Regions from separate parts of the Homo sapiens genome. Here region 2 is linked to region 1. Evidence: read pairs that join two places in POLR2A ChIA-PET (ENCODE). Cell type or tissue: PC-3. All regions are shown on one strand. Links, peaks and the distances in the headings refer to the core of each region. The heading gives the core; the rest is flanking DNA. Region 1 overlaps PPIP5K2 (diphosphoinositol pentakisphosphate kinase 2). Region 2 has its middle 36 kb from the start of MACIR.

The links. ChIA-PET counts read pairs that join two places held together with the same protein. Peaks named below come from ENCODE experiments on the same cell type or tissue, not always from the same donor. Only the 100,000 strongest peaks of a DNase experiment are listed, where the experiment ranks them.
Region 2: POLR2A ChIA-PET joins it to region 1 with 11 read pairs; 2 of 35 experiments call an interaction of 5 or more read pairs at or near these places.

The regions. Positions count from the first base shown.
Region 1 is chr5:103,154,575-103,170,531 of GRCh38, forward strand. It overlaps PPIP5K2 (diphosphoinositol pentakisphosphate kinase 2), which reads left to right. Exons shown (of 31, transcript NM_001276277.3): 12 at 96-171; 13 at 260-369; 14 at 1,335-1,420; 15 at 3,614-3,739; 16 at 3,878-3,999; 17 at 4,572-4,754; 18 at 12,605-12,746; 19 at 13,498-13,721. Among named protein-coding and RNA genes, the nearest start is that of PPIP5K2, 42 kb to the left of the region's middle. In PC-3, for the core only: no CTCF peak of the experiment used is centred there; no DNase peak of the experiment used is centred there.
Region 2 is chr5:103,215,154-103,231,110 of GRCh38, forward strand. No RefSeq gene overlaps it. Among named protein-coding and RNA genes, the nearest start is that of MACIR, 36 kb to the right of the region's middle. In PC-3, for the core only: a CTCF peak has its summit at 9,644 (motif pointing left); DNase peaks (open chromatin) are centred at 9,608 and 9,948; H3K4me3 peaks cover 1,137 bases; H3K27ac peaks cover 272 bases.

The sequences.
Region 1 (15,957 bases), core at 5,079-13,078:
TCCCATAGCTTATCATTTATTATTTGTTAGTTTAAACATATATTGGTAATGTTAATTATTGCAAGTGACTAACAGTGTTCTGTCTTTTTTATAAGATTTTTTGATCTTTTTGAAAAGTGTGATGGATATAAATCAGGGAAATTAAAACTCAAAAAACCAAAACAGTTACAGGCAAGTGTATTTGCTTTCTTGTTTAATTTTAAATTTTTTAGTGGTGAAATTACATAAAAATTCAATTTTTTATTAATTTATTTTATAGGAAGTGCTAGATATTGCACGACAGCTTCTTATGGAGCTAGGGCAAAATAATGATTCTGAAATTGAAGAAAACAAGCCAAAACTTGAACAACTTAAGACTGTATTAGAGATGTGAGTATCTTTTTGAAACGCTTAATTGTGGTACTACATATAGCTCTTCTTTTTTATGTATGTGATTTTCCATTTTAATTACTTTCACAGTCTGATCTTTTTACTCTTTGTTACTATAGTTGAGACATGAAGGAAAATCTAATGTGAAAAAAATAGATTGCTGTATTGAAGGTTTTAGCTTTAGTTTTAATTTTGGTGAGAAGATTAAACAAGGACATCAAATTTGTGTCTTCTGTGAAATACTGCTTAGAATGAAGGCCACATTGCTAACTTGACCATAGATTCATTGCAGTTTAAATATAAAAAATTTGAATTTTGCCTTAATCAAGTAAAATGGATACCCACCAATATTCCTGTTACAGCTTTACATTTTTAATCTCTTACAATCTTATTTCCTTTATTTCTTAAAACACATACATCTGTGTTTTTACATATTTCTGTACTTTATCTCTTCAGAGTTGTCTTTTTTTTTTTTTTTTTTTTTTTTTTTTTTTTTTTTTTGAGACAGGGTCTTATTCTGTCACCCAGGCTGGAGTCAGTGGTGTGATCTCAGCTCACTGCAACCTCTCCCCCTCCCAAGTTCAAGCAGTTCTCATGCCTCAGCCTCCCAAGTATCTGGGACCACAGGCACACACCACCATGCCTGGCTAATTTTTGTATTTTTAGTGGAGACAGTTTCACCATGTTGGCCAGGCTGGTCTCGAACTCCTGACCTCAAGTCATCCACTCACCTCGGCCTCCCAAAGTGCTGGGATTACAGGCTTGAGCCATGGCACCCACGCCTGTAATTTTTAGAAAAACATTTTTGTTTTTAATGTGGTTAGAATGATTATATATGGTACAATTTTTTTTTGATAGAATATTTCGAAGAATTAAACAGGCGGTTACAAATAAAAGGGAGCATGAATATGTGAGAATTAGTTTTTCCCTACATGTTCTATTCTGTTTATCATTTTATTTTTCAGGTATGGTCATTTTTCTGGAATAAATCGTAAGGTTCAGTTGACCTATCTCCCTCATGGTTGTCCTAAAACATCTAGTGAAGAGGAGGGTATGTTATTCTTAATGCTTATACAGTAGTTTTATATGTAGTAACTTGTTATTCACTGTTGATTACCTTTGGACCATCTTTTGCTTAGTAGTTTAGGGAATGGCATGGTGAGGAAAAATAAAGTGGAATTATCTTAGCTGTGCTTCCTTTTCTTTAAATAAAGGATACAATTTTAAAATTACCTATTCTTTAAACAAAGGATAGATTTTATTGTTCTGAAAACTGCATAGGAATTCCTTTTAACTGCGGGATTGTTTCGGAAAACTTATTTGTTTATAACTAAGTGTTATTTAATGGGCTCCTTACATCACCTTTTGATAGTAGAGGGCAGAGTATATAAGAAGAAAGGCCAAGAAGTACAAAAAGACTTTGAAAAAATATACAATTAACCTGTTTCTAAAATAAATGGGTATTTTCTTCCACCCAGTAAACCAGAGTAAGTCTTTAAACAAGTTTGGTCTCCTAAGAGCAGTCAGTATCCACATTCATAAATGCATTTACCTTACAAAAGAAAAGGGTAGGGATTGGGGAAGTCATTTCATAGAGAAATGCAGATGACCAATAAAATAATAATGATAGTAATAATAATCTGTCTTGCCTATCATATTGGCAAAGTGTTTTCTTCGTTTCTGTTTTAAACTGGTAATAAAGTGTGCTGATGAGAATTCATTGAGACAGGATTTCAGTCTATAGTAGAAGTATAAATTGGCACAGTGTTTTGAAAAGTAACTTGGCAATATATCAAAAACTTCAGAAAATGTACTTATGCTTTGACCTGAATTCTGCTTATCAGGATCTAACCCAAAGAAGTAATCAGATGTTCAGGGAAAGATTATCTATAGGGATATTCATAGTGGTATTATTTATAGTAGCAAAAATTAATGATTATCTTAAATGCAGACACATATTTATAATAATCTTTATATATTTAGTTTAACATTTGATATATTGCTCTTATCACATTTTGTGGTTAATAGTAATACAGGTTAATTTTCTATATCTTAGTATTTATCATCAAAAACATTCTATAAGCAAATAATTTAAAAAGTTAGGTAACTAACTTTCTTTCCATAAATTAATATTGGTCTACATGACAAAGCTCACAGAACCGCTAACTTGCTGCAGGGGAAGGGGTGATTTCCTCTCACCTTTAAAGAATGATTATTAAGTTCTTTTAGTGCTTATAATGCTTATTTTTGAATTACTTTTTTTTTCAGAACCCAACACAGATCTTAATACCATGAAAAGGAGTAGGTCAAAATTAAGTACAGAAACTCATTAACTTATGGTATTTTCTTTGTTCAAGAAAATACTCTGATGTGTAACATGCAGAGATTCCACAATTTCAAATTTAAAAAGCTGCTCTTGAATACCTTTTGTTTGCGTAAAATTTATTAGATTGCATAAAATTTAAATTAGAATAAATGTTAGGCTCTGTCATCTCACATCTTCCTAAAAATGATGCAAATCACCGATTTCCAATCTTAAAAACATATGTATCTGGCCGGGCGCAGTGGCTCACGCCTTAATCCCAGCACTTTAGGAGGCCGAGGTGGGTGGATCACCTGAGGTCAAGATTTCGAGACCAGCCTGGCCAACATGGTGAAACCCCGTCTCTACTAAAAATACAAAAATTAGCCAGGCGCCTGTAGAGCCAAGATCGTGCCATTGCACTCCAGCCAGGGCGACCAAGCGAGACTCTGTCTCAAAAAAAAAAAACAAAAAAATATATATATCTTCTTCACTTCAACTAAGGTATTTTCTTTCATGGGACAGCACTGCAAAGGGTGCTTGATAGCAAGGCAGATAAAACCTGGATTCGGGCATCAAGGAGCTGTTAATCCAGCAGACATAGCACAACTAAATTAAGTACAATGAAAAAATTACTATGAGAGCAGGCAAGGGAGAAACATTACATCCCTGAAGAAAATTGGGAGCCATTTTTCTAAAGTATGAGAGAGATTTTCAAATTTCAGTAAGATTTAAACAGGTATAGCAAGGGAGTATTCCTTACAGAAGCAACTGCCTACAAACGGCATTAAGGAACATACATGCAACAGCATTTAAGGAAGAAAATATCTTACATATGGGCCATATTTCACTGCAGAAGAGAGCACAGAGAAAAAAATGAATCTTAAGTCTGTTTAAAGAAATAAACTTAACATTTGTTTTATTCATTCATATGTGTCATAGACAGCCGAAGAGAAGAACCATCTTTACTTTTGGTTCTAAAATGGGGAGGTGAATTAACTCCTGCAGGCAGGGTCCAGGCTGAAGAACTTGGAAGAGCCTTCAGGTGTATGTATCCTGGAGGTCAAGGTAAATCTTAGAGTTTTCTTTAATTTGACTAATTTCATAAATTGTATTTTGAAATCCTCATTTGTGATGTTATTAAACATTTATAGAAATACAATGAAATGAAAATATAGCTGAAGTGATTTGAGGATTTATTTTCAGGAGATTATGCAGGATTTCCTGGTTGTGGTTTACTTAGATTACATAGCACCTACAGACATGACCTCAAAATATATGCCTCTGATGAAGGACGAGTCCAGATGACTGCAGCTGCTTTTGCAAAGGTATAAATAATTTTTTTTTAGAATTATTAGAGTTTTTAATCTAATATTGTATCTTAAAACATTTTTGGCTGGGCGCAGTGGCTTACACCTGTAATCCTAGCACTTTGGGAGGCTGAGGTGGTCAGATCACTAGAGCCCAGGAGTTTGAGACAAGCCTGGGCAACATGACGAAACCTGTCTCTGCAAAAAAATTAAAAAAATAAAAATTAGCCAGGTGTAGTGGTTCACACCTGTAGTCCCAGCAGCTCAGGAGGCTGAGATGGGAGGATCACCTGAGCCCAGGAGGTCAAGGCTGCAATGAGCCAAAATCACACCGCTGCACTCTACCGCAGGCAACAGTGTCAGACCCTTGTCTCAAAAAAAAACCAAAATTTTTTTAACCAAGGAATATTTAAAAATTCTGTATTTGGAACTTTCAAGTAAAACTCTAAAATGACAATAATGAACTGTAGTATTAATAAAGTTTATTTATGATAAACTTAACTTATACTTTATGAAAATCAGTATGTAACAAAATATTATTTTACGTATTAATTTTTTAAATTCGTGTTTTCTTTATTTAATATGCTTAGGGGCTTTTAGCTTTGGAAGGAGAGCTTACACCCATTCTTGTTCAAATGGTGAAAAGTGCAAATATGAACGGTCTTTTGGATAGTGATAGTGACTCTCTGAGCAGTTGTCAGCAACGTGTGAAGGCAAGGCTTCATGAAATACTTCAGAAAGACAGAGATTTTACTGCTGAAGATTATGAAAAGGTGGGTCTTAGCAAACTCTTATATTGTGAAATATTACACACACACAGAAAAGTGATAAGTGCATAAAACATACATGTAGAGCTTATTGTATTATAAAGCAAATACACATGTTATCATCCTCCAGGTAAAGAAATAGAACATTGGAACAACTTTGGCTTCTGTATGCCCCTTTTCAATCGCAACCCATTCCCTACCTCCTCAAAAAAACTACTGTCCTGACTTTTTATATTCTTTTCATATCCAGAATACTTACTTGAATAATAAGTATAGTCTCTAACCAGTGTAGTCTAATTTTTGGCTTTTTTCTAACTTTAAATCTATTGATTTTAATTGGCAAATTAAAATTATATATGTTTATGACACAACATGTTTTAAAATATATATGCATTGTGAAATGGCTAACTTAAGCTAATTAACATATGTATTACCTCACATCCTTATTTATTTGTGATGAGAACATTTAAAATCTACTCTCAGCAATTTTCAAGGATAAAACATATTGCTATTACTATAATCACCATGTTGTACAATAGAGCTCCTGAACTTATTCCTTCTGTCCAACTGAAATTGTGTATCCCTTGACCAACATCTTCCCAACCCCTTCCTTTTCCAGCCTCTGGTAGCCATCATTTTACTCTGCTTCTCTAAGTTTAACTTTTTTAGATTCTACATATAAGTGAGATTATACATATTTGTCATTCTGTGCCTGGCTTATTTCACTTAACATAGTGTCTTCTAGGTTCATCCATGTTGTTGCTAATGATAGGATTTCCTTCTTTTTTAAGGCTAGATGATGATACTTCATCTTGTATATATACTACACTTTCTTTATTCATTCATCTGTTATTGGACAGGTTGATTCCAGATCTTATCTATTGTGAACAGTGTTACAATAAAAATGGGAATGCAAATATCTCCTTGATATACGATTTCATTTCCTTTAGCTGTATACCTAGTATTGGGATTGTTGGATCATATGGTTTTTCTGTCTTCAGTTTTTTGAGCAATGTTCATACTGTTTTCTATAATGGCTCTACAGTATTAATTTACTTTGGCTATTTTTTAAGGTTCATAGAACATGTTTTATTTTATATTTGGCTTCTTTTATTTAATATTTTATTTGTGAAATTCAACCATATTAAGTAATGGTCATAGTTAGTTAATAATCATTGCTGTGTTTGCTGTATTCCATTTCAGGGTTGGCAGAACTTTTCTGTAAAAGGCCAGATAGTAAATATTTTATTTAAAAAAATTAGACTTTGCAGTCCAAATATGGTCTCTGTTGCATATTGTTTTTGTTTTCTTTTAACTGCCTTTTAAGCATGTAAAAACCATTCTTAGCTCATGGCCTGTGTAACAGGCCACATTTGACCTGCAGGCTATAGTTTGTTGATCCATGTACTACTTTATGAACATATTACAATTTATATATGCTTTCTATTATTGTTAGAGTTTTGGACTGTTAGGATTAAAGTTGCCATGAATATCCTGGTATGGCACCTGTGCAATGAGCATACGTTTCTCTTGGGTATATTGTAGGAGTGGAATTATTGTGACCATGGTATACTTATTTACAATGTTAGCAGGTAATGTCAAACTGTTTTTTTTTTCTTTTTTGTCTTTTCATTCTTTTTTTTTTTTAAATTATACTTTAAGTTATAGGGTACATGTGCACGACGTGCAGATTTGTTACATATGTATACATGTGCCATGTTGGTGTGCTGCACCCATTAACTCGTCATTTACATTAGGTATATCTCCTAATGCTTTCCCTCCCCCCAACCCCCACCCCCACAACAGGCCCCAGTGTATGATGTTCCCCTTCCTGTGTCCAAGTGTTCTCATTGTTCAGTTCCCACCTGTGAGTGAGAACATGCGGTGTTTGGTTTTTTGTCCTTTCGATAGTTTGCTGAGAATGATGGTTTCCAGCTTCATCCATGTCCCTACAAAGGACATTAACTCATCATTTTTTATGGCTGCATAGTATTCCATGGTGTATATGTGCCACATTTTCTTAATCTAGTCTATCATTGATGGACATTTGGATTGGTTCCAAGTCTTTGTTATTGTGAATGGTGCCACAATAAACATACGTGTGCATGTGTCTTTACAGCAGCATGATTTATAATCCTTTGGGTATATACCCAGTAATGGGATGGCTGGGTCAAATGGTATTTCTAGTTCTAGATCCTTGAGGAATCGCCATACTGTCTTCCACAATGGTTGAACTAGTTTACAGTCCCACCAACAGTGTAAAAGTGTTCCTATTTCTCCACATCCTCTCCAGCACCTGTTGTTTCCTGACTTTTTAATGATTGCCATTCTAACTGGTGTGAGATGGTATCTCATTGTGGTTTTGATTTGCATTTCTCTGATGGCCAGTGATGATGAGCCATGTGTCTGTTGGCTGCATAAATGTCTTCTTTTGAGAAGTGTCTGTTCATATCCTTCACCCACTTTTTGATGGGGTTGTTTGTTTTTTTCTTGTAAATTTCTTTGAGTTCTTTGTAGATTCTGGATATTAGCCCTTTGTCAGATGAGTAGATTGTAAAACTTTTCTCCCATTCTGTAGGTTGCCTGTTCACTCTGATGGTAGTTTCTTTTGCTGTGCAGAAGCTCTTGAGTTTAATTAGATCCCATTTGTCAATTTTGGCTTTTGTTGCCACTGCCTTTGGTGTTTTCTAATGCTATTGAGCTAATTTACACTCCCACCAGAGGTCAATGATAGTTGTCATTGCTCCACATATTCTCCATTCTTGGGATTCTCAGATGATTCCATTTTGGTCATTCTGGTGGATATACCTAGAATTTACTTTATTGTGGCTTCAATGTCTATTGACCATTTAGATATCCTCTTGAATGAGGACAAGTCTCTTGTCCTTTTTCTGTGAATTGTCTATGTTTTTCTTCTTGGATGGTAGAAGTTCTTTATATATTCTGGATATGAGTTCTTTGTTACATGTAGATAACATAAAGTTAACACCACCTACTCTGAGCCTTAATGATGTCATGATGTGTTTTCTTTTTTTTTTTTTTGTTTTTTTGTTTTGTAGAGACAATGTCTTGCTCTGTCACCCAGGCGGGAGTGCAGTGGTGTGATCATAGCTCACTGTGGCCTGAAACCCCTGGGCTCAAGTGATTCTCCTGCCTCAGCCTCCTGAGTAGCTGAGACTACAGGTGCACGCCACCATGCTCAGCTAACTTTTTAAATTTTTGTAGAGACTGGGTCTCACTGTGTTGCCCAGGCTAGTCTCGAACTCTTGGCCTCAAGTGATCCTCCTGCCTTGACATCCCAAGGCTTTGGAATTACAGGCATGAGCCACCATGCCCAGCCAATAATATCTTTTGATAAGCAAAAGTTATAGTTTTTCATGATTTCCAAGTTCATTTTTTTCCCCTTAGGGTCAATGCATTTTAATATATTGTTTAAGATATCTTTTTCGGAGAAGAGGCCATAAGATATATATATCTTCTATAAACTTACTGTTTTGCTCTTCACATTTATCTGTATATCAGATAAAATTGACTTTTGTGTGTGCTATGAGCTAAGAATGTCAAGGTTGTTATTTCCCCTGCAACTATATATACATCTGGGTGTCCCAGCAGAACATACTGAAAAGACTATTCTTTCCCATTACTCAGAAGTACCATATTTATTATATATGTGTGATCTGTTTCTGGACCCTGTATTCTGTTTGTTGATCCGTGTGCCAATGAATAATACCTCCCAACACCCCAAATGGATCCTTCTTCAAGTGTTTTTTTTTTTTTTTTTTTTTGCATTTTCATATAAATTTTAAAACAAGCTGGTCAAAAATACTGTTGGGATTTTTTTATTTAGGTTGTATGATATCTGTAGTTTGTGCAAATTTACATTTTTTTCTCTAGTCTTTCAATCTGTGAATGTAGTGTAGCTCATTTATTTAGATATTCTTTAATATCTTTCAATAATGTTTTATAATTTACTTCACAGAGTTCTTGTGCATCTTTGTTAGATTTAGGCTAAGGTGATTGATATTGTGCAATTATAAATGGGCCCTCTTTAAAAGTTTTATTCTCTGTTGTTGCTATATAGAAATATAATTAGTTTTAAAATATTGAGATTATAGGCATCAACCTTGTCGAACTCATTAGTTCTAATAATTTATCTAGATTTGTTTCATTCTTTAACTGCACATCTATACTTTTTTTCTTTTCCAATCTTTGTTTTTTAAAAATTCTTTTTCTTGCTTTCCATAGGTAGGACCCTCAAAATAATATTAAATAAAAGTAGCATTTCTAGTAACACTTGTACATTAAATATAAAGTTTTCTGTAGATATTTTATATAGCTGCCCTTCAAAATAAGGAAATTTCATTGTTTCTATTTGGCTGAGTTTCCATTATAAAAACGTACTGAATTTTATCATATTTTCTTTCATCTATTATATCTTACAGTTTTTTGAATGTGAAACTAACCTTGGTTCTAGAATATCCTCAGCTTTTCCATGTATGATCTTTTTCTTTCATATCACTGATTTTAGTTTGCTGAAATTTTGGTTAGGAATTTTGAATCTATGTTCATGTCAGATTGGCCTTTACTTTTTTATTTTTGTTGTGTCTTATTTCAATGTCAGGATTATGCTAGTCTTGTAAAATTAGTTAGGGAATGCTTCCTATTTGAGGAGAATAGTATATGTACAAATATTTCATTAAATTTTTAGTAAGCTTTACTAGTAAATAGTATGGTAAATCCTGTGGGTGTTTTCTTTGTGGGAAAGTTTCTAATTATGGAATTCAGAATAGTTTAGTACTTCTCAGTTATGTTTATGTCAATATTATTAAATTATATTTTTTAGAAGTTTGTTCATAATTTCTTTGTAATTTGTGTAGGATCTATAGAGATTTCCCTTTTTCTTTCATAACATTATACTTTTTTCCTTTTCTTCTTGATCAGTTTCACCATGGTTGATTAGTTTATTAGTCCTTTCAAAGAACCATTGTTAAGATTTGTTAGGTCTCTGAATTATATGCTTATTTTCCATTTGATTAATTCTCATTGCTTAATATTTTATTTCTTCTACCTCTCTAGTTTTATTTTGCTATTTTTCTGATTCTCGAAATTAATAACACCAGGTGAATACTTACTAAGTTATTAATGTTCTGTCTTTTACAAAATGTGCACCCTAGGCCGTATATTTTCCTTTATGCACTCTTTTGACTGGAGTCATTTATTATATTCATAAATATAAATGTTTCCAGTGGAGAAACAGCCTTAAATTCTAGGCTCACTTTCTGGATCACTGACCTTTGAGTTTTGCTTCCATAATTCTTTACCACCTTGTTATTTCACAGATTCCTTAAAGCATACATATAGATATTCTTTGCCCAGAATTTTTACTTCCCTTCAGTGGATATATTGGTCCAAACTACCTAGTTTATTATAACCAGAAGTAGAATTGCACTTGACATTTTTTATATTGTAGAAACTTACTTAATGTGGTTAAATAACTTGCCAAGCTAAATGTCAAAACTGGAATGTGGAACTATATTTTTATTGATGGCTTTTATTCAAAAAAATTCATTACAAATTCATTACAAAGGCATAACAGGATAGTGGTTTAGAGCACCAGTCTGTAGCCAGACTACCTGCATTTGAGTCCTACTCCTTTACATCCTAGTGGTTTGATCTTAAGCAAGTAGCTTAACCTCAGGTAAGTCACTCATCTGGGAAAAGATAATAATAGATGCCTAGAGTTATTACATGTAAATATATGTCAAGTGGTCAGAACCATATTTACACATGTTAACAGAGTCAGCAGATTGTCATCAAATTCCATTAAGTTAGAGTGTTGCTGCTAAATTTTCTTTATTGATAAGACAGCTAAGGTTTAATATTTTTTAACATGAATTCTGAGTCTTTTACTTCCTCCTTGATCTCATTACTATACAGTTCACCTTTAGACAATGTTGGGGTTGGAAGTGCCAGTCCCCCTCACAGTAAAAAAATTCGTGTATAACTTTTGACTCTGCAAAAACTTAACTACCAAGTTAAGCCTACCTTTGACTGGAAGCCTTAGCAATAATGTGAACAATGAACATATATGAATGCTCATTATGAAAAAACTATACACAAATTTCAACTTTTTTTTACACTAAAATAATCTTGTATTATCTTGTTATGACATGTCTGAACAGGATTTAGTTTGAGGCACTAACAAGAGTAAGACATCAGTTTGAAGAGAGCCCCTGCGAGGGGCAACATGAATTCTGCTAAAATTGAAACAAGAACAAACAGCAAATTTATGGTGAAGCTTAAGTGAAAAAAATGGTGAAATCATTGACACTTTACAAAAAGTTTATAGGAACAGTTTCCCGAAGAAATCAGCAGTATACAAATGGATAACTCGTTTTAAGATGGGACGAGATGATGTTGAAGATGAAGCCCTCAAAGGCAGACCATCCACATCAATTTTGCAAGGAAAAAATTAATCTTGTTCATGCCCTAATTGAAGAAGACCAATAATTAACAGCAGAAACAATAGCCAGTACCATAGACATCTCAGTTGGTTTAACTTACACAATTCTGACTGAAAAATTAAAGTTGAGCAAACTTTCTGCTTAGAGTGCCAGAACCATTGTGCTCAGATCAGCTATAGACAGTAGCAGAGCTTTCAATGGAAATTTTAAACAAGTGGGATGAAGATCCCAAAGCATTTCTTTGAAGAATTGTAACAGAAGATGAAACTGATTTTACCAGGATGACCCTGAAGATAAAGCACAATCAAAGTAATGGCTACCAAGAAGTGGAATTGGTCCAGTCAAAGCAGAAGCAGACTGGTCAAGAGCAGAGGTCATGGCAATAGTTTTTTGGGACGCTCAAGGCATTTTGCTTGCTGACTTTCTGGAGTGCTAAAAAGCAATAACATCTGCTTATTATGAGATTGTTTTGAGAGAGTTAGCCAAAGCATTAGTAGAAAACACCCACAAAATCTTCACTACAGAGTCCTCCATCATGACAATGCTCCTGCTTATTCCTCTCAGACAAGGGCAGTTTTGCAAGAGTTTCAGTGGGAGATCATTAGGAATCTACCTTGTCGTCCTGATGTGGCTCCTTCTGACTTCTGTTTGTTTCCTAATCTTAAAAAAATATTTAAGGGGCACTCATTTTTCTTCAGTTAATAATGTAAAAAGTCTGCATTGACGTGGGTAAATTCCCAGGATCCTCCATATTTTAGGAATAGACTAAATGGCTGGTATCATCGCTTACAAAAGTGTCTTGACCCTGACAGACCTTAGGTTGAGAAATAAAGTTTTTTACTTTTATCTTTTAATTCAATTTTTCCACATACTTTCTGGAAGTTCCCCAGTATTTTGTATATGTATTATATGCTCTAGTCTTACAACAGAGGGAACTAGAGAAAAGAAAATATTAAGAAAATTCTAGAGTGAGCTAGAGAAAAGAAAATGTTATTAAGAAAATTATAAGGAAGAGAATATATTTACTATGCCTTAAGGGGAAATAGATCATCTTAGAGGTCTTCATCTTTATTTTCACATTGAGTAGGCTGAAAAGAAAGAGGAAGAGGAGGGGTTAGTCATGCTGTCTCAAGGGTGGAAGAGGTGAAGGAGGTGGAAGGGGAGGCAGGAGAAACAGTACATTTTGGTGTAACTTTTAGGGAAAAACCCTGCATATATGTGGTCCTTTGCAGTTCAAACCTGTGGTGTTCAAGGGTCAACTGTATTTTGTGGTCATTTTAATTTCTGCTATGGAATTATTCTCCAGCTACTGGAAAATTTTGTATATATATATTGTTCTCTTAGACAATTAGGCATAACCAGATATAAAATATATACTTTACTCATTTGTAGCTTACTCCATCTGGAAGCATTTCTCTTATCAAATCAATGCATTTAATTAAAAACCCTGTGAAGACCTGTGATAAAGTTTATTCCTTAATTCAGAGTTTGACTTCTCAAATCAGACATCGAATGGAAGATCCTAAATCATCAGGTAAATATGTTTTTCTTAGAGCATAGAACAAATAAAAGTTACTATTCAATTAAGCATTTAATATATGATGCACCAATCTTGTTGTAAGAAATCAAGCCTCTCTTGAGAGCTATGTATAGTATGAGTTAATGTATATCAAGCAAAAAAATAATGGCTAAGTTATAGTGGTTTTTATCCATGACAGCATGAAAGAGAAAATAAAATATTCTCATTTGATTATCTTATTATGCAGCATTGCTATATAGTTAAGCAGTGAGTAGACAGGGTAATAAGAAGGAGCAAGCAACAGGAAAGTGATCTAGGCTCTGGCCCCAAAGCTTACTTGGTTAGTAACTCAGACAACTTTGGCATCTTGGGTTTTTTTCTGGCAGAAAATGGATCATTTGGACTATTTTTAATGTCTAATGTTCCTCTGCTAGTCTGCCTATTCACTTAGTTATGTGAGTCTAATAAGAATAACAGTATTGAAAATTGAAAATATATGAGCTTAAAAGAGCTTTGTTAAAATTGTTGCTCTTTTTCTTCTTATTGTTATTAAAGTCTATAATATATGGAAAAAGTCTAAGCCTAGTTCCTAACCCTTTAAGTCTAAAAGATATATGGTTGCTAGTAGCGTATGCCTAAAGTAACTCTCTAACTTCATACAGTTGTATTTTTGACACTTTAAAAAGTTTCTAATTATTAACATATTAATATATATTCTAAATCAGATTTTTAAGTTGCATAAACTAAAAATGTTATGTTGTTTTAGATATTCAGCTTTACCATAGTGAAACATTGGAGCTTATGCTACGTAGATGGTCCAAGTTAGAGAAAGACTTTAAAACAAAGAATGGAAGATATGATATTAGTAAAATCCCTGACATATATGACTGTATAAAATATGATGTCCAGCATAATGGTTCCTTGAAATTAGAAAACACAATGGAATTATATAGGCTTTCGAAGGCATTAGCAGATATTGTTATCCCTCAGGTAAGTCATTCTTAAGAATCAATTTCTTATAATATTGAAAAAATACTTTTAAAATGTCTGTTGGTGGATAAAAAGGTAGTTGGTTTTCATGTCCTTGGAAAACCAGTAACTTTAAACAGGAAATTAGGTAATTATGAATTTATATTTTAAGGTTTTTATGGTTGTATTGATCACATTATTTGATTTTCTAATAGTTTGACTACAGTGACTTTTTTTAGTAGACTATATTTATTAGAGCAGTTTTATGTTCACAGCAAAATCAAACAGAAGGTACAAAGATTTCCCATATGCCCCTGCCTCCATACATAGCACGTCCTCCCCCGCATTATGATTGTCCCCCACAAGAATGGTGCATTTGTTATAACTGATGAACCTACATTGACACATCACCCAGAGTCCATAGTGCATTAGGGTTCACTCTTGGTGTTGTACATATGGGTTTGGGCAAATTTATAATGACATGTATCATCATAGTAGCATACAGAGTATTTCACTGCCATAAGAAGGTAGTAAAGTTTTTTTTTAATTTAAGAATTGATACTCTTAGAGAATAATAATATGTGAACAAACTAAAGAATGGAAAACAGTATGGAATAAATCAATTAAGCATTTATTGAACACCTGTTTTGCATCTGCCATCTCTATATGGAAATATGTGGAGAGTAACACATAAAGAATTACGGTCTTATATAAAATTTTTTGCAAGTCTTTTTACTTTATGCAAAAGTATTTTGAAAATAATGTTTAGAGGTCAAGATATATGTAGTTGTTCTTTTGGGGGACATGGGTCTTTTCATTATAGGAGAATAAAAATAAAGGTGTAACAAGAATTCAATTAACTAAAATGCAATTAAGCAGAGAATTGGATTGATAATAAAGGGGTAAGTGGCAAAACATATTGAGATCAGGACTATGTTAGAAGAACAAAGTTCCAGATGTCACTTTTGGACCTTTTTTCAACTCAGTACAAGATTATTTGGATATTGTAAAGAGGAGGTTGGAGTAGATCAGGTATTCCAACCGTGGACTACATAAAGTTTGAAAGCAGGAAAATATTAAATACATGAAAAAGATAAAGATTATGAAAAAAAAGTTCAAAAAGCCTAACTTATAAATACACATGTATAAGAATGGTTAAAATAACTGTCCCTTTCCTAATATTCATAGACAGTACAGGAAAACCTATAGATTTTGAAAAACTGAGAATTCATACAATTGTACAACTTACCTATAGGTATTTGTATACGTGTTAACAATTAGCTTGTTTCTTCAACATGAAAGAGAACTATATATTTGATCAGATATATAATATAGACAATTTTAGGTATATTGTATGAATCTGTGATTTTAAAAATTATTTTTAGAAGAGTATGAAAATATCTCAGACTTTACGAATACGTCTTTAGGCCTTTAGGAAACATTTACTTAGGAAACAGGACTCATTCCCTGACAATTTCTTTCATTTAGCAAATGAAAAAGGTTAAGTTTTATTCTGTAAAAGACAAGTTTTATTTTGCATAATAAAAATGTTTTGGTTTTGTAAGTATGCTTTTTAACAATTAGCTGTGAATACAAGACTTTAAGATATTTATGGCAGCTATAAGCACTTTTCAAGGTGGGCTGTCAGTATATCTAAATGTATCACCTACTCAGAGGCTAAATACACAATGCTTTGTCTAATCTTTAGCATAACCATGTCTGTGCCATTGCATTGCTTATTTAATCTCACCCCTCTACTGTTTCCATTATATATACTAAATATTTTACAACTGGGAATGAAAAATTAGTCCCTGAGAGTTGAGCCGAAAAGAAAACTCAAGTGTTAACAGTATTGTAGATGGTCATTTCTCCTCCTTACATGGTGTATGTATTTCAGGTGTATTGTTTATATAGTTGAAGACATTTCTCACCATGTCCTTGTAACTTAAATAAATTCATAATAAATTTTTTTAAATACCAGAAGAAGCACTAAAGATTAGTATGTTACGAAGGAGTTGAGTCACCATTTGTATCTATCAAAGTAATTCTTCAAGCTCAGCTGTTCTCAGTATGTTATGGTGATTCTCTTTGCTGCAATTAGGTTAGATTTTCATGACGGTCTGAGAATTTATTTGAAGACAACTCTAAAATTATTTTTCTCGGATAAGTTATTTTTTAAATCGTTTGACTCTTCAGATAAAATTATGCCCAAGTTTACATAAATCAGTTCTATTTTTGGTAAATTCATAGTTTTAAA
Region 2 (15,957 bases), core at 5,181-13,180, 61 kb after region 1:
ACCATAACATATAATTTACCTATATAACAAACTTGCATTTGTACCCCTGAGCCTAAAATATAAGTTAAAAAAAAAAAAGAAACTTTGAGCTGAAAAGGTGGCCACTATAATGGCATGAAGTGGTAGCTTCAAAATTTTGGTGGTGGTGGTGGTGGGTAACATAATTTATTCCTTAGTGGGAAAGAGTTATCTTCTAACAATGGGAAGCTTGAGAATTAAATAGAGCAATATTTAAGGGATTCAAACTAAAGTAACAATATTTCTTGCATTAAAGAATTACTACATTTTTGTATTTTTATGTAACTAAGTTTTTTTTGTTTTTTTTGTTTTTTTTTTTTTGGAGTCAAGAGTCTTGCTCTGTCACCCAGGCTGGAGTGCAGTGGCACGATCTTGGCTCACTGCAACCTCCACCTCCCAGGTTCAAGGTGATTCTCCTGCCTCAGCCTCCGAAGTAGCTGGGACTACAGGCACACGCCACTACGCCCAGCTGATATTTTTGGTTGTATTTTTAGTAGAGACAGGGTTTTATCATGTTGGCCAGGCTAGTCTTGAGCTCCTGACCTCAAGTGATCTGCCCACCTCGGCCTCCCAAAGTGCTGGGATTACAGGTGTAAGCCATGGCACCTTGCCTAATTGTAATATTTTTAAAAATTTAGCCAACTGTAGCTAACAGATCAGCCTTGTGATTCTAATTTTAAAACATGTAATTGATTTAATTTGATTTAAAATTCAAATCAAATTTAATTTATTTTCACATTATAAGAATTCCATGAGCACCTAGGAATGGTTTTCTGACATTTAAAGCATTTATAATGCAGTTTAAAGTGCTTAAATGGGTATTATGAACTCATCAAGAAAATGGAACTGAACATCAATCAAAAGATCCTTCAAAAAGCTACTAAAATTTGCTGGATTTACAAATAGAAAATGTTATCTTTGAATTTGTAACTTTAGTAAATTAAACATTTTAAAAGACAGACTACTCTCTAATCTTTTTTGTGTCCCCAAACTGCCCTTGAGGCCATTTAAAAAACATTTAACAGGGTCACCTCCTTCTGCTCCAGTTTGGGCCAAATTCTCTCTAAGTTGCTTCCCCTAATTTCCTGTCTTACTTCATGTGTGTTTTAGATTCTCTGCCCGTACCTTCCTCTGAATCACGTGGTGACAGGGTCACAGTGTTTTTCCAGGAAGGAGGAAGGGTAAGCCTAGAAACCACTGATGTCCCTTACACAGCTTTCATTCAAGTTCCATGCCATCATCCTTGCTTCCCAGTTACCATATGCCCCAAGCCTTTAGGCATTTCTTGGAGCATTCAGTTTGCTTTTCTTTGGTGTCCCTGTCTGCAGTGTCTTTGGTTGCAGTTGCCTCTGCTCTTTAAATTCATTATCACAATGTGTTGAGCTTTCTACTTTCCAAAAATTTGTTGACATCCCTCATGTGATATTATTTTTATTCACATTCTCTTTATAGCTTATTATTAATATTATTTTATTTTTTTCTTGGTGTATAGTGGTTTGGGAAGGAAGTATAGATAAATTGCACAAGTTCAACCTTCATTTAATGGGAAATCTTATTTTTTTATAACATGTATAATAGTCCATTAAGTGATGTACTGTAACTTGTTTAAATATCCCTTATTGTAAAGCACTTAAATTCCTTTCTTCCCTCCCCTCCCCTGCACCCCACTGTTTGTTTTCTTCTGATACATTACTTCATCGCAGTAAATCACAAGAGGTAGAATTATGGGGTGAAAAGCTGTAAAAGGATACGGTGTGGAATAGTAGAAAAAGTGTGGGCTTTGAAGATAGTACAATTCAACTCCTAGTTATGTTAATTGCTAGCTACATGATAACCAATTTATTTTTTTTAAGTCTATCTGAGTCTCAATACTCAAATTCTAGATTAAGAGACAATATTTATTCTCAAAAATATTCTGCAAAGTAAATTAAGTAAAATTAAAGGAAATAAATAAAATTTAAAGTAGCTGTAAATATGACTTAAAATAATAAAAAGGAAAGTAGACACCATGATGTCAATATCCTGTTATATAACTTCCTTAACAAACTTGTAATTCCACATTTACCATTTCTACCCTTGAAAAGTCTCAAGATTTGGAAAATTGCTATGTATCAAATTACTTCTAAGTTTTCTCAAATGGCAAACACCCCAGGCTCTCCAGGCTAAGCATTTGAAAGTTGAACAGTGCTTTTTGCATCTAACTAGAGCTTAACAATTGGTATTATAAAAATGAGTAGTCTCACTAACAGGCTTTTGTAATCCATATATAAAGTTATTTTACCTTTCTGGAATCTTGCCAGCTTTTAGATATGACATTGAACTAGTATGAATGAGAAGACAGCTTCATTGACCCATTGTTCTACTTGTATTACTAATAAGCTAATTGCCAAAACTGCACAGAATATATTCCTAGTTTTGTTTCTGTTTTCAGTTGGAAGAGACTAATTTGTAACAAAATCTGTTTGGATTGAAACATGCCAAACTTTTGATTCCTGATTTATTATTATTTTTTAAAGACTTGATAAGTTCTAGTGACCTGATTCATTCTTATCACACTAAAAATGAGCCACTAAATATTTTGTGTGTACATCTCACCTTCCATGACAACTTTATGAGAAACAAAAGTAGAAGCAAAATCATAGATGAGGGTAGTCATTAGAAGATCAGGAAGGAACATAAAGTTATGTAATTACATTTTCAGAACTTTATACATTTTACCAGAAATAAAACACACAATTTAAAAAATGCTGGCCAGGCACAGTAGCTCACCCCTGTAATCCCAGCACTTTGGGATGCTGAGATGGGAGGATCACTTGATGTCAGGAGTTCAAGACCAGCCTGGCCAACATGGTGAAATCCTGTCTGTAGTAAAAATACAAAACTTAGCTGGGAGTGGTGGCAGGCACCTGTAATCCCAGCCACTTGGGAGGCTGAGACAGGAGAATTGCTTGAACCTGGGAGGCAGAGGTTGCAGTGAGCCGAGATCATGCCCTGCACTCCAGCCTTGGTGACAGAGTGAGACTCTGTCTCTAAAATAAATAAATTAACGTTAAAGCAGTCAAGCAAATCAACTGCTGGCCCTTTATTTGTATGGAGACATTCTTTTTAGCTGCATCATAAATTGTTTTGCTGAGTTCTACAAAAAGCCCTGGGAAGTTAGCAAAGTATGTATTATTGTTCTTACTTGACAGATAAGACAGTCGACACCCAGAGAGGAAACACGTAAGTCACTGACAAAACTAGAAAAAGAATTCAAGTTGCCCAACCTTTGTACATTTCTCTCTCAGGTTTATTTATGTTTAACTTTCAAACCTTGCTACGTGGCTATAGTTCTTAGGGATTTTTGTAGTTCATGATACAAATAACTGAAGACGTATTTTCCAAATTAAAAGCAGTATTTAGTTAGTATACAAAAATTCAAGTAACTTGACTGGATACCAATAGTCTTCATTCAAGAAATATAGTTCATTTTTGTTTTTTATTTATTCAGCTTACATCTTAACTCTTTCTTTTCTTTCTTTTTTTTAATTATACTTAAGTTCCTGGGAGGCCGAGGCAGGCATATCACAAGATCAGGAGATCAAGACCATCCTGGCTAACACAGTGAAATCCCATCTCTACTAAAAAATACAAAAAACTAGGTGGGCGTGGTGGCAGGTGCCTATAGTCCCAGCTACTGGGGAGGCTGAGGCAGGAGAATGGCATGAACCCGGGGGGCGGAGCTTGCAGTGAGCCGAGATCGAGATCGCATCACTGCACTCCCGCCTGGGCGACAGAACAAGACTCTGTCCCAAAAATAATAATAATAATAATTAAGTTCTAGGATACATGTGCAGAACATGCAGGTTTGTTACATAGGTATACATGTGCCATGGTGGTTTGCTGCACCCATCAACCCATCACCTACATTAGGTATTTCTCCTAATGCTATCCCTAGCCCCCAACCTCCCAACAGTACCTGGTGTGTGGTGTTCCCCTCCCTGTGTCCATGTGTTCTCGTTGTTCAACTCCCACTTATGAATGAGAACATGTGGTGTTTGGTTTTCTGTTCTTGTGTTAGTTTGCTGAGAATGATGGTTTCCAGCTTCATCCATGTCCCTACAAAGGATGTGAACTCATCCTTTTTTATGGCTGCGTAGTATTCCATGGTGTATATGTGCCACATTTTCTTTATCCAGTCTATCATTGATGGGCATTTAGGTTGGTTCCAAGCCTTTGCTATTGTGAACAGTGCTGCAATAAACATATGTGTCCATGTGTCTTTTCAGACACATCTTTTTTTAGTAGAATGATTTATAATCCTTTGGGTGTATACCCAGTAATGGGATTGCTGGGTCAAATGGTATTTCTAGTTCTAGATCCTTGAGGGATCACCACACTGTCTTCCACAATAGTTGAACTAATTTACGCTCCCACCAACAGTGTAAAAGCATTCCTATTTCTCCACATCCTTTCCAGCATCTGTTGTTTCCTGACTTTTTAATGATGGCCATTCTAACTGGCGTGAGATGTTATCTCATTGTGGTTTTGATTTGCATTTCTCTAATGACCAGTGATGATGAGTATTTTTTCATGTGTCTGTTGGCTGCATAAATGTCTTCTTTTGAGAAGTGTCTGTTCATATCCTTTGCCCACTTTGTGATGGGGTGTTTGTTTTTTTCTTATAAATTTGTTTAAGTTCCTTGTAGATTCTGGTTATAGCCCTTTGTCAGATGAATGATTGCAAAAATTTTCTCCCATTCTGTAGGTGGCTGTTCACTCTGATGATAGTTTCTTTTGCTGTGCAGAAGCTCTTTAGTTTAATTAGATCCCATTTGTCAATTTTGGCTTTTGTTGCAATTGCTTTTGGTGTTTTAGTCATGAAGTCTTTGCCCATCCCTATGTCCTGTATGGTATTGCCTAGGTTTTCTTCTAGGGTTTTCATGGTTTTAGGTCTTACATTTAAATCTTTAATCCATCATGAGTTAATTTTTGTATAAGGTGTAAGGAAGGGGTCCAGTTTCAGTTTTCTGCATGTGGCTAGCCAGTTAACTCTTTAACTGTAGTGTGGTAATGGGAAGAGAACTGAATGAGAATCTGGGTGTCTTGTCTGTCTTATCCCTTTTCTGTAGTGGTACATAACCCTGGGCAAATCGCTTACCCTCCTTTTTTGTTTTGAGACGGAGTCTCGCTCTGTTGCCCAGGCTGGAGTGCAGTGGTGCAGTGGCGTGATCTCGGGTCACTGCAAGCTCTGCCTCCCGGGTTCACGCCATTCTCCTGCTTCAGCCTCCTGAGTAGCTGGGACTACAGGCACCGCCACCACTCCCGGCTAATTTTTTTTTTTTTTTTTTGTATTTTTTTAGTAGAGATGGGGTTTCACCATGTTAGCCAGGATGGTCTCAATCTCCTTACCTCGTGATCCGCCTGCCTCGGCCTCCCAAGGTGCTGGGATTACAGGCGTGAGCCACTGCGCCCGGCCCACTTACCCTCCTTTAACCTTAGTTGCCTCATTGGTAAAACTGGGAATAGCATCTGCTTTTCATGCTTTGCCAGGTGTGTGTGTGTGTGTGTTTGTGTGTGTGTGAGATAAGCAACAATAAGATAATATATGAGAGAGTGCTTGGCAAATTGCAAAGCACATCAGAAAAGTAAAATAATATTTTTCCTCAATACTGCAGAACAGGTGAAAGGATACCACTTAGGCTAATTCAAGGAAGAAAGTGAAAGGCCATTTATGAAATTTCAGCCTTAGCTGCTGTTAGCATTTATTTGCTCCAACAATACAAGCTGACCATCAGTAAAAATTGCCACTATGAAAGCAACTCAAGGGTAGCAGTTTACAATAGGCTAGGTGCCCCTTCCTCAGGAACAAAGTTACATCAGTTACAGCAAGGTGAAATTTCAAGGTTTAGGGATGAGAGTAGAGTGCAAACTGTAGGATTAAATCCAAGTTCACTATAATTTAGTAGTTTACAAGTAGTTTAGTTGTTTTCAGACTTTCTGTCTGACTGCTGGGTTTTCAAATTTTCTTACCAAAGGAATTCAGTTTTTGGAAAGAGAAATAATTTGGCAAATGTGCGTGAGGGAGTTGTGGTGCTGGGCGGGTGGGCATGTATATTTAGGCACTCATGCAAGCAAGAACTAAATGTTTAGAGGCAAACTGAATTGTTCAAAATTGTTTTTGACTTTTTATCACAAGCAGTTACTCAAGGAAGATTCATGGAGCCAAGAATACAATCTACTACCAATATGAAATACTTATCTAAAAGACTTGACTGAAATGTGCTGTAATAAGAGATTCTTGGATTTTTTCTGTTCCATTCTGGTGGGGAGGAGGGGAGCAGAATCTGCCAAATTAATATGCATCTATATGAGGGATTATATTTGAGGTTGTCCAAATGTCCTAGTGCTTTTGTTGCACTAAAGAAGATGTAAATGACCCTTATCCATTTCTACCCATTCTGCTCAGCTCTTGATATTCCTTTACTATATAGTTCTGAAATAAAGAATTTGGATCAATAAAAATAGGTTAATAAATGAATAGAAAAGAGGGAGAAAACAGAAAGAGAATTGATTTGTCAGAAAATTACCATAGAAAATAATTATTCCTCTCTCCACTTGCAAGATAATTTATTTTCAAATATATTTAAATACTCTCTAATATATCATTGGTTTGCAAGTGGCCCTTTAAGAAAATATGCCTCTATATGGGATATTGGCCAAGTGATTAAGTGATGATGTTGAGAAGTCCCTTAATCATAAAGCAGGTTTTTCAAATGATCTTTCTGCAGCAGAATACCCCAGTGCTGTGCTGCTTACTGAGAAGGAAAGTAGACTTAACTTGTTCAGTTTTCTTATAAACCATTGTTTATGGTTAAACTGACTTGAGAAATAAATGTGCATCTAACACATTTTTTGATAGTGGATTGCACTATATGTCTCAGATAAAAGTTTAGAAATGTTTCTTACTTTTATGGCATTTATAGTGTACCATGTCCTTTAACTTAGAACTAAAGAACAAAGGCATACATTTTCTGTTATTTCAAGACTACTTTCTGGCTCTAATTTTTGCTAAACTCACATCTGAAATACTGCTTGCCCACAGGTAGTGTTGGTAGCACCCAGGCCTTTTGAATGGTTGATAATAAGCTGTTCTTTTAGAAAGTTATTAATGTAGGTCCTCTTGGTGTTAGTAGCAATTACTGGGGAAAAAAAAGTTGAGTGATCGGTGGAATCAAGGAATAAGCCTAGATTTAACAAAGTTAAAAGGCTTCATTAATGCAGGAGTCGTTGCAGCCTTGAAAAATGATGTCTGTGATTCTTTTAATGGCAAATTTAATGGGCAATATTTCCCTCCACCAACAACTTGACCATGAAATCCTTTTTTCATGAAGGTATCTCTTGGGAAAGAAAGTTAATTTAGAAATTGATATTAGCATGAACATTAGGAAAGCCTTTAAAATAGGTTGACTCTGCATTAGAATCAGACATGGTTCCAATCTGGGCTCTGCTGCTTATTAACTATGTGCCTGGACACGTTGCAAACACCCTTCTGAGCCTCAATTTCCTCAGCTGTAAAATGAGAACAGGAATACTTCAGATTATGTTTTGAAGATTAGAAGAAACTGAGAAATGGCCATGTAAATTGCAAGGTATTTTAAAGATATAAACTATTAAGAAAATAATTAGTATAGCATTAAAAGTTGATCTAAGAATGTTTGCCCTACTCATTTTTTTAAATGTGCTTTGACATTAGATTAATGATCTGTAGTAATCATGTTTCCTGATGTTGTAAAGGTGAGTTGTTCTATTTGAAACCTTTCAAATACAGAAATATTAATTTTAGGAGAAATAACTAAAACATAATAAGGCAAATGTCTCTCCCCTGCCCCTCCCAGTCTGTGACACACTTTCCTCTTTTGCCCCCTCTGGCCCTCAGGCTCCTGCACAGACTGCGTGCAGCCCCCTCCCAGCCCTGCAATCCCTGAGCTGGAGTTGCCCCTTGGTTGGGTCCAAGTCACAGGGGTGGGGGGCCTACGGGCCAGGAGGAAGCCACACTGGCCTGCGGCCTGCGTGGAGGAGGTGGAGGTACCCAACATGGCTGGTGGAGCATGAGCGCCCCAGATGGCAGATTGGAGGCTTTCAGCGGGCTTCCTCCGCTTGGAATTAGCAACATAGTGCATAAAGGTCAACTCTGTGAGCTTTAATTGAGGAAGGGAAGCAGCAGTTCACTAGAATAGCAAAGGATACCCCAGACTCTGTGGAGAAGGTGGGCAAGCAGCCCCCACGTCGGCGTTCTGCTGATAATGTGTGAAGCCCTAGTATGTGAGAGGAACAGCCAGTCTCCCCTTGCGTTTCGCCTTTCCGCTAGTGATCTGTGCAGCCCAGGCCAAGGGAGAGCACCCTGTTTCTGCCAAGCCCGGGAGCTAGTTTGGGGAGAGGCTGAGATACCGAGAGGGAAAGACACTGGGAAAAGCTGCAGGCATTTTTCCAGACCTGGGACTGAGAGGACACTTTTTTTGTTTTGTTTTGTTTGAGACGGAGTTTTGCTCCTGTTGTCCAGGCTGGAGTGCAATCGCGCGGTCTCAGCTCACTGCAACCTCCGCTTCCCGGGTTCAAGCGATTCGCTCGCCTCAGCCTTCCCAGTAGCTGCGATTACAGGCGCCCGCCACCATGCCCAGCTAATTATTGTATTTTTAGTAGAGATGTGGTTTCACCATTTTGGCCAGGCTGGTCTCAAACTCCTAAGCTTAGGTGATCCACCTGCCTTGGCCTCCGAAAGTGCTGGGATTACAGGCTTGAGCCATCGCCCCCGGCCGAGGATACTTTTTTAAATCTGGGCTCATACAAAGTCGGTCGTTGTTTGGTAACCTGGCAATGGTAGCCACGGCAGGCATTTTAGTCTTGGGCCAGAGATTGGAGCATTTGCTTTGGAGCGAGGGAAAGGTCCCCACAGCCGGAAATGGGCAGTGAGTTTGGAGAGTGCCTAGCAGTGGGTGCTGAAACTAAGCTCTCTCTCATCCCAAGACTGGAATGGGAGGAGAATTGCAGAAGCCTACTGCGTTTCTCCTGAGCAGCATGACTTGCAGCCAGGGACAGCTTTGCGACCTGAAGCAGGTCTGTGTGGGTCACTGATGGGTGCCTCAGACTGCTTCCTTGGTCAGTTGAGGGAGAGTGCTTCACCAGCTGCAAGGAGTAGGAGGGAGGTGGACCCCACTCACCTGGAGATCTAACCCTCCGTGTGAACTGCCACTAAGCGAAGGGGGAGTGCAGCCCGCCAAAGTCCCTTTGGGGTCAAAGGAACTATGAGTGCTGTGACAGCCACCAAAGGGCACAACACCAAAGCCTGGGAACAGACTTGGAGATGGGGGTCATCTCTCACTTCCAGACAGCCTCCCCAGTGTACTTTCGTGGACATAGCAGCGCCTCTTCCTGCTGGGTCCCAGGGAGTGTAGGGTGAAAGAGGTGCCTCTCAGGCTTTTCCAGGGGCTCCACCCCCGATGAAGACAAACGGTATGGGGAAGAGGTGGGAGGGCACTCGTGCTTTTCTGTTGCCTCCACCCCTGCTGAAGGCGTGCATAAGCAGAGTTAAGAGCCTCCTGCCAGCTCATCTCTTACTCTTAAGCACCATCTACTGGACTGCAGCCTGAATTACACCACCAAATAAGAATACATTGCTACACCAAGCAAGTCTGAAAAACCCATCATATGAAGCTATCTGCAACCAAGGAACTCTACAGAGCCCTGTTCCCATAACAGCATCCAGAAACAAAGCTAATCGATCTGTTAAAACAGAGTTAATACGGCCGGAGAAGGACTCCATACTTCTGTAGTTTAGACCTTGTGGATGAACTGTAATCTAACTTAATAGGTAGACAAGATTGACAACCTAACTTAGCAGTATGCACCTGTAACAATAGCTGAGTCTTGGCCAATCCCAGCAGTCATACTTCAACCACTCATACACTGCCAAGTGTTTAAACTGTGTTAGAATAAGGCAAACGCCAATCAGTCCAGCTATTTCTGTAACTCACGCCCAATTTCTGTATGTCACTTTCCTTTTCTTGTCTATAAATTTGTTCTGCCCATGAGGCATCCCTGGAGTCTCACTGAATCTGCTGTGTTTCTGGAGGCTGCCGAATTTGTGAATAGGTTTTTGTTTGTTTGTTTGTTTGTTTTTTCTTGCTCAGTTAAACGCTGCTAAATTTAATTTGTCTGAAGTTTTAACAGATCATACACAACATCCACCACAGTCATAACCTCAAGGCAAAAAAGGAATAAAATATCAAAAAACTCCATCTAAATTATAAACAATTCAGAAAAAGAAGTGTCAGCTCCCTCAGATGGGAAGGAACCAGCATAAGAACTCCAGAAGTACAAAAAGCCAGAGTGTTTCATCACCTTCAAAGATCACACTAGCTCCCTAGCAATGGATCCTAACATTAAATGTCTGAAATGACAGATAAATAATTCAGAATATTGATGACAAAAAAACTAAAAGAGATACAAGAGAAAGTTGAAATTCAACACAAGGAGAACAGAAAAAAGATGCAGGATTTGGAAGATAAAATAGCTGTATTAAGAAATAACCAAACAGAACTTCTGTAATTGAAAAATTTACTACATGATTTTTCAAAATACAGTTTGAACCCTTAACAACAGACTAGACCAAGCAGAAGAATTTCAGAGCTCAAAGACTGCTCTTTCAAATCAACTCAGACAAAAATAAAGAAAACAGAATTTAAAACAAAGCCTTCAAGAAATATGGGATTATGTAAAGTGGTAAAATCTATGACTTATTGGGATTCCTGTGAGCGAAGAAGAGAAAGTAAGCAACCTAGAAAACACATTTGAGGATATAATTCATGAAAATGTGCCCAGTCTTGCTAGACAGGTCAAGATGCAGACACAGGAAATCCAGAGAACTCCATGAACTACTATACAAAATGACTGTCTCCAAGGTACATAGTTATCAGACTATCCAAGGTCAATGCAAAAGAAAAAGTCTTAAAGTCAGCTAGAGAAAAGGACTATATCAGGCTATGATAGGAAACCCATCAGACTAACAGTGCACTTCTATGATGGAAACCCATCAGACTAACAGAAGACTTCTCAGCAGAAACCTTACAAGGCTGAAGAGATTGGGGGCCCATTTTTATCATTCTTAAAGAAAATAAATGCCAGGCAAGAATTTCATATCCCACCAAACTAAGCTTCGTAAGCGAAGGAGAAATAAACTCTTTTCCAGACAAGCAATTGCTAAGGGAATTGGCCACCACCAGACCAGCCCTACAAGAGATGCTTAAGGGAGTACTAAACATAAAAACAAAAGAACAATACACTACCACAAAAGCATGTATAAACACATAGCCCATGGATCCTATAAAGCAACTACACAATTGATACTACAAAGCAAGTAGCTAACAACACTATGACAAGAACAAATCCCCACGTATCAGTATTAACCTTGAATGTAAACAGCCTAAATGCTCCACTGAAAAGAAATAGAGTGGCAAATTGGATTAAAAAAACAAGACCCAGCCAGACACAGTGGCTCATGCCTGTAATCCCAGGAATTTGGGAGGCCAAGGCAGGAGGATTGACTGAGCTCAGGAGATTGAAATCACCATGGGCAACATAGCAAGACCCTGTCTCTATTTTAAAAAAGAAAAGAAAACAAAAACAAACAAACAAACAAAAAGACCCATCATTCTGTTGCTTTCAAAAGACACATATCACCATAGTACATGTAATAACACACATAGGCTCAAAGTAAAGGGGTGGCGAAAGATCTGTTATGCAGATGGAAAAAAAGATCAGGGGTCACTATTCTTGTATCAGATAAAACAGACTTTTTAAATCAACAACAGTAGAAAAAGGACTAGGGCATTACATAATGAAGAAGGGTTCAATTCAACAAGATTTATCCTATACACACCCAAGATTGGAGCACTCAGATTTCTAAAACTATTATTTCTAGACCTAGGAAAAGAATTAAACGGCCACATAATAATAGTGGGGGACTTCAACACCTCACTGACAGTGTTAGATAGATCATCAAGGCAGAAAACTAACAAATTCTGAACTTAAATTCAACAGTTGACTAATTGAACCTAATAGACATCTACAGAATACTCCACCCACCAACAACAGAACATACTTTTTTCTCATGTGCACATAGAAAATACTCTAAGATTGACCACATGCTTTGTCACAAAGCAAATCTCAGTAAATTCAAAAAAGATTGAAATCATACCAAGCATTTCAGACTACAGCATAGTAAAAATGAAAATCAACACCAAGAGAAACTCTCAAAACATGGAAACTAAACAACTTGCTCCTGAATGACTTCTGGGTAAATATAAAAATAAGGCATACATAAACACTTTTTGAAACAAATGAAAATAGACATACAACATACCAAAACCTGAGATATAGCAAAAGCAGTGTTAAGAGGAAAGTGTATAGCACTAAAAACCTACATCAAGAAGATAGAAAGATCTCAAATTAACAATCTCACATTGTACTTATAGGAACTGGAAAATCAAGTAGAAACAAATCCCAAAGCCAGTAGAAGAAATAACTAAAATCAGAGCAGAACTAAATGAAATTGAGTCCTTCAAAGAAACATACAAAGGATCAACAAAATGAAAAGTTTGTACTTTGAAAGGATAAATAAGGTTGATAGATTCCTAGCTAGATTAACAAAGAAAAACAGAGAGATCCAAATAAGCACAATAAGGAATAACTAAGGTGATATGACAACTGATCCTACAGAAATACAAAAGATCCTCAGAGACTATTACTGACACATCTATGTGCACAAACTAGAAAATCTAAAGGAAATGGATAAATTCTTAGAAACACATATCCAAGATTGAATCAGGATGAAATCAAAACCCTAGACAGATCAATAACGAGTTCCAAAATCGAATCAGTAATAAAAAATATACCAACCAAAAAGTTCTGGAACCCCAGATGGATTCCTAATCAATTTTTACCATATGTATAAACAAGAGCGAGTACCAATCCTACTAAAACTATTCTGAAAAACTGGGGAGGAGAGATTCCTCTCTGACTCATTCCATGAAACCAGTGTCATCCTGATACCAAAATCTGGCAAAGGACACAATGCAAAACGAAAACTACATACCAATATGTCTCATGAACTTAGATGCAAAAATCCTTAACAAAACATGAGCAAACTGAATCCAGCAGCATATCAAAAAGTTAATTCACCACAATCAAGTAGGCTTTATTTCTGGGATGCAGGGTTGGTCCAATATACACAAATCAATAAGCGTGATTCAACACATAAACAGAATGTTAAAACAAAAACTATATGATCACCCCAATAGATACAGAAAAGCATTCAATAAAATTTAACATCCCTTCATTATGAAAACCCTTAAAATACTAGGCATTGAAGGAACATACCTCAAAATAACAAGAGCCATCTGTGACAAACACACAGCCAACACCATACTGCACAGGCAAAAGCTGGAGGCATCTCCTTGAAGAACTAAAACAACACAAGGATGTTCACTGCCACCACTCCTATTAAACATATTACTGGAAGTCCAAGTCAAAGAAATCAGACAAGAGAAAAAGTCATCCAAATAGGAAAAGAGGAAGTGAAATTATTGATCTTAACTGACAATATGATGCCATACCTAGAAAACCCTAAAGACTCTGCCAAAAGGCCCCTAGACCTGATATACGACTTCAGTAAAGTTTCAGGATACAAAGTCAACATACAAAAATCAGTAGCATTTCTATGCACCAATAACATTCAAGCTGAGAGCCAAATCAAGACCAGAACCTCATTTACAATGGCCACCAAAGAATAAATTCCCAGGATTACATCTAACCAAGGAGGTGAAAGATCTTTACAAGGAGAACTACAAAACACTGCTGAAAGAAATCACAGATGACACAAACAGATGGAAAAACATTCCATGCTATTGGAAGAATCAATATCATTAAAATGTCCATACTGCTCAAAGCAATCTATAGATTCAATACTATTCCTATCAAATTACCAATGTCGTTTTTTGCAGAATTAGAAAAAAAGTGTTCTTAAATTTATATGGAACCAAAAAAGAACCTGAATAGCCAAACCAAACTTAGGCAAAAACAATAAAGCCAGGGGCATCACATTACTCAACTTCAAACTATACTACAAGGCTACATCAACCAAAACAGCATGGTACTGGTACAAAAATAGACACATAGACAAATGGAACAGAATAGAAACTCCAGAAATAAAGCCACACACCTACAACCAATTGACCTTGGACAAACTTGAAAAAAATAAGCAATAAGGGAAGACTCTCTACTGAATAAATATTGCTGGGCTAGCTGGCTAGCCACATGCAGAAGAATGAAACTGGACCCTTACCTTTTACTGTGTGTAAAAACTAACTCACGATGGATTAAAGATTTAAATGTAAGACCTGTTTGTTCTGTTTATATATAAATATATATACTTATATATATTAAAAACTTATATACACACACAAACAGACAACATATGAATTGAGAGAATATTTAAGACTCATTTGCTCTGTTTATATATAAATATAAATGGAATGGGAGAAAAGATTTGCAAATGATGCATCTGACATAGGTCTAATATTTAGAATCTATAAGGAACTTAAATAATCCAGTGAAAAACAAATAAACCCCATTTAAAAAGAAGCAAAGTACATGAACAGACACTTCTCAAAAGAAGACAATTATTAAAAAGTCAAAAAATAACAGATGTTGGCAAGACTGTGGAGAAGAGGGAACACTTATATACTGTTGGTTAGAATGTAAATTAGTTCAGCCCCCAAGGAGAGAAATTTGGAGTTTTCTCACAGAGCGAAAAATAGAACTACCATTAAACCCAGCAACCCCATTAACAGGATTAATACCCAAAGGAAATAAATTGTTCTACAAAAAAACCCACCTGCATTCATATGTTTGTCACAACACTATTCACAATAGCAAAAACATGGAATCACCATGTCGGTGCCCATCAACAGTAGCTTAAAGAAAATGTAGTACATGTACACCATGGAATACTACACAGCCACAAAAAGAATGAAATCATGTTCTTTGCAGCAACACAGACGCAGCTGGAGGCCATTATCCTAAGCAAATTAACAGAAACAGAAAACCAAAACTTGCAGGTTCTCTTAAGTGGGAGCTAAACATCAAGTACGTACAGACCTAAACATGAGAAGAATAGACACTAGCAACTCCAGAAGAGGGGAGGCAGTGAGGTGGGTAAGGGCTGAAAATTTTTCTGTGGGATACTATGTTCACTATCAGGGTGATGGGATCAATAAAATCCTAAACCTCAGCATCATGCTATATACCCTTGTAACAAACCTGTACATGTACCCCAATAATCACAAATAAAAAATTCGAAACAAAGAAAAAATGGAAATTAAACATAAAAAAGTAGATGTTTCCAGCTGGCTCATTATTTTACAACAGTATCACATGTGAATTCTTGCATATTGCTTGTTGAATTAGTGATGATAAATATTAAAAAGTAGGCTTCATTATAGTTGGTGAAATACCTGATTTTTTTTCTGACTTGGATCAGCAGTAAAATACTAAGAAATGAAGAAGAAAATTATGTGAGTAAATAGTATAATAGTTTTCAGTTTCACCTCTGTATTAGTCCATTCTCACACTGCTATGAAGAAATACCCAAGACTAGGTAATTTATAAAGGGAAGAGGTTTAATTGACTCACAGTTCCGCATTGCTGGGGAGGCCTCAGAAAACTTACAATCATGGCAGAAGGTAAAGGAGAAGCAGGCACCTTCTTCACAGGGTGGCAGACTGGAGTGAGTGCACGCAGGGGAAATGCCAGACGCTTATAAATCCATCAGATCTTGTAAGAACTCACTCACTATCACAAGAACAGCATGGGGAAACCACCCCCATGATCCAATTACCTCCA